Linked DNA regions of Homo sapiens: region 2 is linked to region 1. Evidence: read pairs that join two places in POLR2A ChIA-PET (ENCODE). Cell type or tissue: Panc1. All regions are shown on one strand. Each heading gives the region's core, and the rest is flanking DNA. Links, peaks and the distances in the headings are about the cores only. Region 1 overlaps NUP133 (nucleoporin 133). Region 2 has its middle 45 kb from the start of ACTA1.

Region 1 (5,383 bases), core at 1-5,000:
TTCCTTCCATCTGTCAAACATACTTTCAAGTCTAACAATGTGATATCCTTTACAGGGGCTGCCTGAGTGTTTTTCCCTCCAGTGGTCAAAATAGCCATTCTATTTAAAGTGTTTAATAAGATCTGAAACGTTTTCATGTATTCCCAAGCTTGAAAACAAGTATTTCAAACACTTATATGATCCCCTATTTAGGGAATAATTTAGTAGAAACACTGTTATGAACGCTAGCTACAGGATCTCAAAATGTGTTTACAGTATAAATCTAAAATTAGATAGGCAAAAGAATCATTTCTTCACAAGTCATCCATAGAGCTGAAAAGACAGTGAACATGAACTAAATGGATTGTTTGACATCTGTGTAGTTACAAACAAACATACACAATTTTCTCATTTGACAAATAGAGAAAACTGGATGAAAATTTTCAAATTAATAAGCCAATAATATTTTTATAATTTGTTACATTACCATAAGATTCTCAAAATCAGATACTGGTTTAAAAAAAAAACTCAAAGGGCCTTGCATCATTTTTTGGTTCTTTTTTTTTTTTTTTTTCAGGCGGAGTCTCACTCTGCTGGCCAGGCAATGGCGCGATCTCGGCTCACAGCAACCTCTGCCTTCTGGGTTCAAGCGATTCTCCTGCCTCAGCCACCCCGGTAACTAGGATTACAGGTGCCCACCACTACACCCGGCTAATTTTTTGTATTTTTAGTAGAAATGGTGTTTCACCATGTTGGCCAGGCTGGTCTTGAACTCCTGACTTCAAGTGATCCACCCACCTCAGTCTCCTAAAGTGTTGGGATTACAGGCATGAGCCACTGTGCCCAGCCTATTTTTTGGTTCTTAATTGTAGTTTTTATTTTTTATTGAGACAGGGTCTCCACTCTGTCACCCAGGCTGGAGTGGAATGGTACGATCGTAGCTCACTGTAGCTTCAATCCTTTGACCTTTCGAGCTCAAGTGATCCTCCCACCTCAGCTTCCTGAGTAGCAGGGACTATAGGCATGCACCACGAAGCCTAGCTAATTTTTTTTTTTTTTTCTGTAGAGGTGGGGGTCTTGCTATGTGGCCCAGGCTGGTCTTGAACTCCTGAGCTCAAGGGATTCTCCTGCCTCGGCCTCCCAAAGTGCTGGGATTACAGGCGTGAGCTACCGTGCCTGGCAAAATAAGACTTTTATAACACCATTCTCAACTATTAAATGTTGGTGACTAACTAGAAAAAAATTTAAACTCCATTTAATGAGACATGCATTTTGTTCTGTATGTATAATGTATTTCAGGTAACATGTAAAAACAAACCTTGTGGGTAATTTAAATATGTCTGCAGGAAGAATGCACAGGCTGAAGTAGCTGTTGCACTGTCAATGCCTATGAAATATAATGCAAGGTTATCTGTATCTCCCTACCTTCAGAATCTGTCCTTTAAAAACACTATTGTACATGAAAGCCATATTAAGAAGGTTCCAAAAGTACATTTGTCCTGTTATTAAAAAACCGCACGCCTTATATATGTAAAATATACATATATAATACACACACATATATAATTTTTTTTTTTTTTTTTTTTTTTGAGACGGAGTCTCGCTCTGTCACCCAGGCTGAAGTGCAGTGGCACCATCAGAACTCACTGCAGCCTTCACCTCCTGGGCTCAAGCAATCCTCCTACCTCAGCCTCCCCAGTAGCTGGAAACACAGGCATGCACCCCTGTGCTCAACTCTTTTTTTTTTTTTTTTTTTTTTTTAAAATAGGGACAGGATCTCCCTATGTTGCTCCAGCTGGTCTTGAACTACTGGGCTCAAGTGATTCTCCCACCTTGGCCTCCCAAAGTGTGAGCCACTGCACCTGCCTATATTTTTATTTAAATAAAAGTTTCAGCTGGGCGTGGTGGCTCATGCCTGTAATCCCAGCAATTTGGGAGGCTGAGGCGGGCAGATCACGAGGTCAGGAGTTCGAGGCCAGCCTGACCAACATGGTGAAACCCTGTCTCTACTAAAAATACAAAAATTAGCCAGACATGGTGGTGCGTGCCTGTAATCCCAGCTACTCAGGAGGCTGAGGCAGGAGAATCACTTGAACCCAGGAGGTGGAGGTTGTAGTAAGCTGAGATTGAGCCACTGCACTCCAGCCTGGGCAACAGAATGAGACTCCGTCTCAAAAAAAAGAAAAAAAAAAGTTTCCACTGTTCTTGTCCTTTATGAAATTATGACTTTCCATTCCTGTTTTTCACCTGTTTTATAATCCACTAAGAATAACAAAAACTGCAAAGCTGCCCTTAAATATTAGTGCTAGATACTTAATTAGACACAATTCAGTCTGTGGCATTTTTACAGCTATGAAAGGAAGCTACAAATCTGAATACTAATGCTTGGAGATCAGTGTGGACAGACTCCAAATGAAAGCTTCTTGGTTCTTTTTTTTTTTTCTTTAGACAGAGGCCAAGGCAGGTGGATCATGAGGTCAGGAGTTCGAGACCAGCCTGGCCAATATGGTGAAACCCTGCTTTTACTAAAAATACAAAAATTAGCCAGGCATGGTAGCACAGGTCTGTAGTTCCAGCTACTCCAGGGGCTGAGGCAGAAGAATTGCTTGAACCCGGGAGGTGGAGGCTGCACTGAGCCGAGATCATACCACTGCACTCCAGCCTGAGTGACAGAGCAAGACTCCGTCTCAAAAAAAAACCCAAAAAACTGAGGAATGACACTGTAATTTCCAACGGTATAGTAACAAACCACTTACCATCTTTTAAAAGTTTCTGTAAGATCTTCACAAATATACTGTCTTTAGATACTTCAATTGGATCATCTTTGCCATCAGAACTGGACCAGCTAGAAAACAAAATCATTATGAGGGAAAAATGAAATCACTGATATAGCTGAATTAAATGATTTGTTTGCTATCATGGTTTTATTTTGATGGCTGTGGGGGATGGAGAATCTGAGTTTTGTGATACTGTTTCAAATCATTTAAATAAAGGCACTTTACATGCTGAATACCCTGACAGTTTCTACATTAGATATAAGACATTACACTCTAGGGAACATGCAAGAGACGCCAAGGAAAACACATTTAAAAAAAGATGTTATACTCAAGGTAGCTACTGACTCAATATAACTCTTACCTATTTGATTTCAGAAACCAAGTAGTGAGGTATCTTTCTGAAGAAAATTCTATTAGTAAGTAACATATTCAGTATGGACCCCAAAGTATGACTCACTGCAGCTTCGAACTCCTCCAGCTCAAGTGTTCCTCCCACCTCAGCCTCCCGAGTAGCTAGGACCATAGGCATGCAACCACTTTGTGCCTGGCTAATTTTTTACTTTTGTGTAGAGACAAAGTCTCGCTATGTTCCCAGGCTGGTCTTGAACTCCTGGGGTCCAGCAATCCTCCTGTCTTGGCCTCCCAAAGTGCTGGGATTGCAGGCATGAGCCACTGGACCCAGCCAGAAGCTTTCTTTATGTAGTTGTGACTATCTACTACTAAAATAAAAATACCAAACCACTGCTCTGTAATCAATGGACATGATAACTTTAAAATTTTTAAACAAGAAACTAAGACAAGGAATTCTAATCAAAATGATAGCATCCTTTTGTATGACTGGGATGGGACCAAACAATCAAGTAGGCAGAAAGCTAGAAGCTTCAGGGACTGACCTCTAAGACTAAACTTAACAGCAATTTTAACTATTTTGGAATGATCAGAGGAGGGAAGAAATGCTTTAGTAAAAATAGCTCTTCTATAATATTTTACCACAGGAAAAAGGAAAATTGTGAGTAGGAGAAGGCTTTTAGCAGTCAATTCATGCTTTGTTTAAAATTCTTTTCCTGGAAAGAATTTGTTCCTTCAACTGATTATTCTTAGTCTTTGTCATTGAATCGTAACATAAACACCATTTCCATAGGTGGAAGTCCTCCTCTGCAGAAAGGATATGATTGTGAGAAAGTAGTACTTGCCAGGCGCGGTGGCTCATGTCTGTAATCCCAGCACTTTGGGAGGCCGAGGCAGACAGATCACCTGAGGTTGGGAGTTTGAGACCAGCCTGACCAACATGGAGAAACCCGGTCTCTACTAAAAATACAAAAAAATTAGCTGGGCGTGGTGGCGCATGCCTGTAATCCCAGCTACTTGGGAGACTGAGGTAGGAGAATCGCTTGAACTTGGGAGGCGGAGGTTGCGGCGAGCCGAGATTGAGCCACTGCACTCCAGCCTAGGTGACAGAGTGAGGCTCTGTCTCAAAAACAAAAAACAAAACGAACAAACAAAAAAAAGAGAAAGTAGTACTTAATGCCTTAGAAAAGGGCACTGACCCTCAAATTGTAGTAACTTAAAAAACAAAATAGGCCAGAAGATCGAGAACATCCTGGCTAACAAAGTGAAACCCCATCTCTACTAAAAATACATTAAAAAAAATTAGCTGGGTGTGGTGGCAGGCACCTGTAGTCCCAACTAATCGGGAGGCTGAGGCGGGAGAATGGCATGAACCCGAGAGGTGGAGCTTGCAGTGAGCCAAGATTGTGCCACTGCACTCCAGCCTGGGCAACACAGCCAGACTCCATCTCAAAAAAAAAATTTTTTTTTAATAAAAAATAAAAATAAATAAATAAAACAAAATCATAGCTTCGAGTCTCGTTTGGCATGACAAGCCTCACTTCTGCAAAAATAAGGGATGTGGCCGGGCATGGTGGCTCACGTCTGTAATCCTAGCACTTTGGGAGGCCGAGGCAGGCAGATCACAAGGTCAGGAGTTCGAGACCAGCCTGACCAACATGAAGAAACCCTGTCTCTACTAAAAATACAAAATTAGCCAGGCGTGGTGGTACACGCCTGCAATCCCAGCTACTCGGGAGGTTGAAGCAGGAGAATCACTTGAATCCGGGAGGCGGAGGTTGTGGTGAGCCGAGACTGTGCCATTGCACTCCAGCCTGGGCAACAAGAGTGAAACTCCATCACAAAAAAAGAAAGAAAATAAGGGATGTGTATTTCTATGCAAACTGACAACCTAAATTTTAAAATCAAAAGTAGTGATTTATTATATGAGTGGTCCTAAGTCTTTAGGCTATTCTTGCTATTCTTAACTATTAAAATAGAGAAGACCAAGACTAAATAAATATTACTAATGTAACCATTAAAATTTTCATAATATGTATGTTACAATATGGTTAGAAGGTTATAAAACCATTTGACATATAATATCATAATCTTCCTGTAATACTGTGAAATATGTATTTGGTCTTCTTCTTCACCCCACTTCCTGCTTTGCAACTCCTAAAATCCTTAGGATCTCCATAGATGTCTTTTTTTTTTTTTAATACTATTGAGTTGGCTGACAGCTGGCAGCCCCCAGCTAGCTTCAGGATAGGGGCTGGTCACCAGAAAAAGCATAATTA
Region 2 (5,383 bases), core at 213-5,212, 56 kb before region 1:
ACATGATTGGCCGGGTGCAGCGGCTCATGCCTCAAATCCTAGCACTTTGGGAGGCCAAGGCAGGTTGGATCACCTGAAGTCAGGAGTTCAAGACCAGCCTCGTCGACATGGCGAAACTCTGTCTCTACTAAAAATACAAAAATTAGCGAGGCCTGTGGCGGCTGCCTATAATCCCAGCTACTCGGGAGGCTGAGGCAGGGGAGTCGTTTGAATCCAGGAGGCGGAGGTTGTGGTTAACTGAGATCATGCCATTGCACTCCAGCCTGGGCAACAAGAGGGAAACTCCATCTCTCTCTCTCTCTCTCAGACACACACACACACACACACACACACACACACACACACACACAGATTAATCAGTCATAAAACTACTCATATGTCCCTCCCAGCATAGCTGTTAATAATCTCTGAATGAAATTTACGGTTCACTCTGCACCAGCCTGTGTACTACTAATCCACTCCTAGAGGTATCTTAGCTTTCCAGTCTTAGGTCCCAGTTTCTTCAATTACTTATTTTTATTTTATCTTCTATAATCTTGTATAAACTATTATAAATCTTTCCTGGAATGAGACAATGTATAAAGAAATAAACAAAGAAAAAAAAGCATTGCAGCCTCTTGCAAGGATTTGCACCTTATGAATAAAGACATACGATAATTTTATAAGAAATAATCATGAACCCTACAGTACAACATCCTGCAGCTCATAAAAAAAGGTATTGCAGGCCGGGAGCAGTGGCTCCTGCCTATAATCCCAACACTTTGGGAGGCCAAGGCAGGCGGATCATCTGAGGTCAGGAGTTCGAGACCAGCCTGGTCAACATGGTGAAACCCCGTCTCTACTAATACAAAAATTAGCCAGGCATAGGTGGTGCATTCCTGTAGTCCCAGCTACTGGGGAGGCTGAAGCAGGAGAATCACTTGAACCTGGGAGGCGGAGGTTGCAGTGAGCCAAGATGGTGTCATTGCACTCCAGCCTGGGCATCAACAGTGAAACTCTGTCTCAAAAAAAAAAAAAAAAAAAAAAAAAAAGAGGCATTGCAGCTAGGTCATGAACGTGACCTCCTATTGTACTGTCATAAATGGGTATTTGTTACACATTTAGTTGAAAATAGCTCTGTCCTGGAATGTAACAGCAAATTTTAGGGGTGAGGAGGAATTCCTTCTTTAAGGAGCTCGGAGAAATGGGAATGGTAGTTGTCTTCATCTATTCAGGCTTCCATAACAAAACACAGCAGATTGGGTGGCTCCAAACAACAGACATTTATTTCTCACAGTTCTGGAGGCCAAGATCAAGGCACGAACAGATCTGGTGTCTGGAGAAGGTCACTTCCTGGTTTGCAGATGGCCATCTTCTCATTGTATCCTCACATGTTTGAGAGAGAGCAAGCTCTCTCATTTCTTCTTTGTTTATTTATTTCAATTTGGGGTCTCACTCTGTGGCCCAGCCTGAAGTGGTACAAACATAGCTCACTGCAGCCTCAAACACCTGGGCTCCAGTGATCCTCTCACCTCAGCTTCCCAAGTAGCAGGAACTACAGGCACGCACCACCACACCCAGCTATTTTTTAAAAACTATTTGGGGAGACAGGGTCTCACTATGTTGCCAAGACTGGTCTTGAATTCTTGACCTCAAGTAATGCCCCCGCCTCAGCCTCCCAAAGTGCTGGGATTACAGGCATGAGCCACCACACCTGGCCCTGGTTTATGTTCTTCTGCTCAACCAGGACAGTGACAGTAGCTGGTTGGAGATATCTGAGCAGATGGAGAGGCAGACCAAGAAGTTAAACCACTGCACCTGGCCTGCTGCTTCTTCTAGAAAGACACTAATCACATCATGAAGGCTCTACTTTCACGACCTAATTACCTCCCAAAGGTCTCACCTCCTAATACCATCCCCTTAGGGATTCAGGCTTCAGCATACGAATTTGGAAGGAATATGACTATTCAGTTCATAACATTTATTTTATCTGTCAAGGGAATATTCAGAGACAAAGTCTTTCAAAAGGAAAAAAGTTTGTGGATATAAAAGGGGAAGGAAGCTAGGCTTCAGTAAGACTAGCTCATCCAACAAAAAGTCGAGCAAGTAGTTAACATTTTTTGGTTTTTGTTTTGTTTTGTTTTTTTTGAGACGGAGTCTCACTCTGTTGCCCAGGCCGGAGTACAATGTCGTGATCTTGGCTCACTGCAGCCTTCGCCTCCTGGGTTCAGGCAATTCTCCTGCCTCAGCCTCCCAAGTAGCTGGGACTACGGCCGCCACTCCTGGCTAATTTTTGTATTTTTAGTAGAGATGGGGGCTCACCATCTTGGCCAGGATGGTCTTGATCTCCTGACCTCGTGATCCACCTGCCTCAGCCTCCCAAAGTGCTGGGATTAAAGGCGTGGCCTTAACACTTTATTTCTAAAGCCCACAAGATCACCATGTTTATACCCACCTTTTCATGGTGGAAAAACACCAACTCCTCTCATAATTACCATGCACAATGCTGTGTTATTTCCTCCAACATCAACCCTGCAAAAGTCGGAGATGAGGTTGTTTCTGCTCAGGAGTCCAGGCTTACAGGAAATGCTCAAGATTTTCTTCTTTGGGAACCCAAGCTAGACAGAGTGGCAGTATTATTTTTGTTTTCTATAAAGGCACAAAGTGTTTTTTAATCCCTGTCTGTGGAAAATGATCTGCACACACATTGTAATAATGGCTGAGCCATGTGCCGATTTCCAACATGATGAATCATTTGTTTACATTTTTATCCATTTCTTTTCTCATTGCAATATCATTTCAGCCCATTCAAATACATAATCAAAATCAGTGCCACTCCTAAGAGGACACTTTTTCTTCTACTCATATCAGGAAGTTCATGGGACCATATGGAAAAGTGACTTAAACAAAAGTGACATCTGTCATTTTGCATTAGAGAAGTTGAGAACGTCATACCAAGGTTGCTAAATGCTGGTTCTTTGAGATTTTTTCTTATTCCCTGAACACAATCTGAGACATATGAGTCATTACATCTGTTGATCTTACTGAAGCAGAAGAATATCTAGAATGATCACTATTCTTGGGACTTCCTTTCCACCCTATGACTCTCATATTAAAGAGGCTGAACTCAGAGACAGCAGAGTGCGTGTATGCTCGTTTTGACTTCGAAACCAGGCTCCTAAAACCCATATCAGCGTCTTTATTTGCAAGCACCTGCCTTACCTGAGAATAATAAGGGTATTGAAATCTCACAAAAAGACCCAAGGCAAAAGGATCACACACATACACCTGCACACACGTACATGAACATACACACAGAGTTTTGGAAGGGCTCATGCTTAGCCTGTCTTCCCACCACTTTCAGAGGAGAGAAAAATTTTCCAGGCAGGGACTCAGGGACCTGTTCTGCCAAGAAGACCCAACTTTGATCCTAGTTTCTGCCCCGTGGCTCCTGGAGCCTCTGAGAAGTTGCTTGCCTTTTTCACTCATTCACTGAACACATAGTTGTGGAGCATCTATTTCACCCATTCCAAAATACAGACATTGAGCTAGGTTGACTTTAGCTCCCTGGCACTCATGGAACATTCAGGAACAGATTTTGGGCTCATTCTGAGTGTCAGGCCAATGGGGATACTACCCTTGTTTGTGTTATCTGGTCCGCTTGCCTCCACTTAATTTGGAGGGGGACTCAGAGGGGAACTGTTACGGGTTGAATTGTGCTCCCTTGAAGTTCACATGTTGAAACCCCAATCCTCCGTATCTCACGGTGTGACCTTATTAGGAGTTAGGGTTTTTACAGAGGTAATGGAGTTAAAATGAGGTTGGTCTAATTTAGGGTGGGCTTGAATCCAATATGTCCTGTGTCCTTATAAAAAGGGGAAATTTGGAGACAGTCATCCATAGAAGGAGAATGTCCTGTGAAGATGAAAAAGCCCACCTGCAAGTCAAGGAGAGAGGCCTCAAAAGAAACCAACCCTGCTGACACCTCCATCTCGGACTTCCAGCCTCCAGAACTGAGACAATACATTTCTGTTGTTAGAGCGCTCAGTCTGTGGTGCTTTCTTACGGCAGCCTCGGCCATTGAATACAGGCACCAATTCGAGCCCTTCAAACCCTTTGTCTCATGACACACGCAGATGCCCCTGAGCAGACTGAAGTCCATTCGTGTTTTAATGTCTATGCATCCACCAAAGACTTCACAGACTCCACTCATCCCAGTACAGGTGAAGAGGAATCCAGCAGTGGGCAGGGTGGGTAGGTTGTGGCGTCTCTTGGCTTTGGATTGCTGAACTTTCTGTTCTACCCATTCTTTTGAGGGTTATCTGTTGGGTGTGTCTGCCCACCCACAGGCCAGTGACTCTCTTCTTTGAGAGCTTTTCTCTTCTCTTCCTTCTATCTGTGACAGCAAACTCCCATAGGCCACGTTATGCTGGGGAACCCCCTTGACCAGCCATTGCTTACTGGATCGGGGACAGAATCTTGATTCCAGCTAGATTTTCTTATTCCTGGAATCGTCAACTAGAACTGAGAGACAGCTGAGCTCTGCATATGACTGGACCTGGAAGTGAATTTGGAGCTGAGGGGTGCCCATTCCCTAAGGGAGGCCGGGGAGCCCAGGAAACCGCCGGCATGAAGGGAGGAACAGAGCAGATGCGCCAAGAGAAAGCAGCGGTGGGGAGCGGCACCCAGGCCAGCCCTGGAGGCTGGCTGCCCGCACCCTCACCATGGCTCCCACCCACCCCTCTTTGCTTAAGCCAGCTGGGCTACTTTCTTTGTTCTCGCTACCAAATTTCTAACATACCTCCTTCTCTTCATGTACCTAAATACCTCCAAATACTAATTAAATAGCTGAAAGCAATATGCATAATCCAAAAACATTGATCCCTTTCTCTTTTTTCTTGTTTTGTGAGACAGCGTCTACTCTGTCACCCAGGCTGGAGTGCAGCAGCGCCATCATGGCTCACTGCAGCCTCAACCTCCTGGGAACAGGCAATCCTCCCACCTCAGCCTTCCAAGTACCCAGGACCACAGGTGCCTGCCACTATGCTCAGCTGTGTTTTTTTTCTTTTGTAGAGAAGGGGTCTTACTTCCCAGGCTGGTCTCGGACTCCTGGGCTCAAGTGATCATCTTCTTCTTTTGTCTCCCAAAGTGCTGAGGTTACAGGTGTGAGCCACTGCGCCCAACTAGTTCTTAGTACAAGTACAGAAATGACAACTTCTTTTTGGTTGGAAATAAATATAACTTAAACTTATGTGCTTTGTATTAAGCCAGAGTTGAATTCAAGCCCCAGCTCTGCCACTTACTTGCTGGGTGATGTTGGACAAGTTTCTTAACCTCTCTTAGCCTCAGCCTCTTCGTGTATCACACAGGGATGATGATAAGAGTACTTAGCTGAATAGGTTGC

Evidence for each region. ChIA-PET counts read pairs that join two places held together with the same protein. Peaks named below come from ENCODE experiments on the same cell type or tissue, not always from the same donor. Only the 100,000 strongest peaks of a DNase experiment are listed, where the experiment ranks them.
Region 2: POLR2A ChIA-PET joins it to region 1 with 9 read pairs; 9 of 35 experiments call an interaction of 5 or more read pairs at or near these places.

The regions. Positions count from the first base shown.
Region 1 is chr1:229,442,179-229,447,561 of GRCh38, forward strand. NUP133 (nucleoporin 133) reads right to left here. Exons shown (of 26, transcript NM_018230.3): 25 at 2,736-2,824. Among named protein-coding and RNA genes, the nearest start is that of ACTA1, 11 kb to the left of the region's middle. In Panc1, for the core only: no CTCF peak of the experiment used is centred there; no DNase peak of the experiment used is centred there.
Region 2 is chr1:229,386,383-229,391,765 of GRCh38, forward strand. No RefSeq gene overlaps it. Among named protein-coding and RNA genes, the nearest start is that of ACTA1, 45 kb to the right of the region's middle. In Panc1, for the core only: no CTCF peak of the experiment used is centred there; DNase peaks (open chromatin) are centred at 2,809 and 2,993.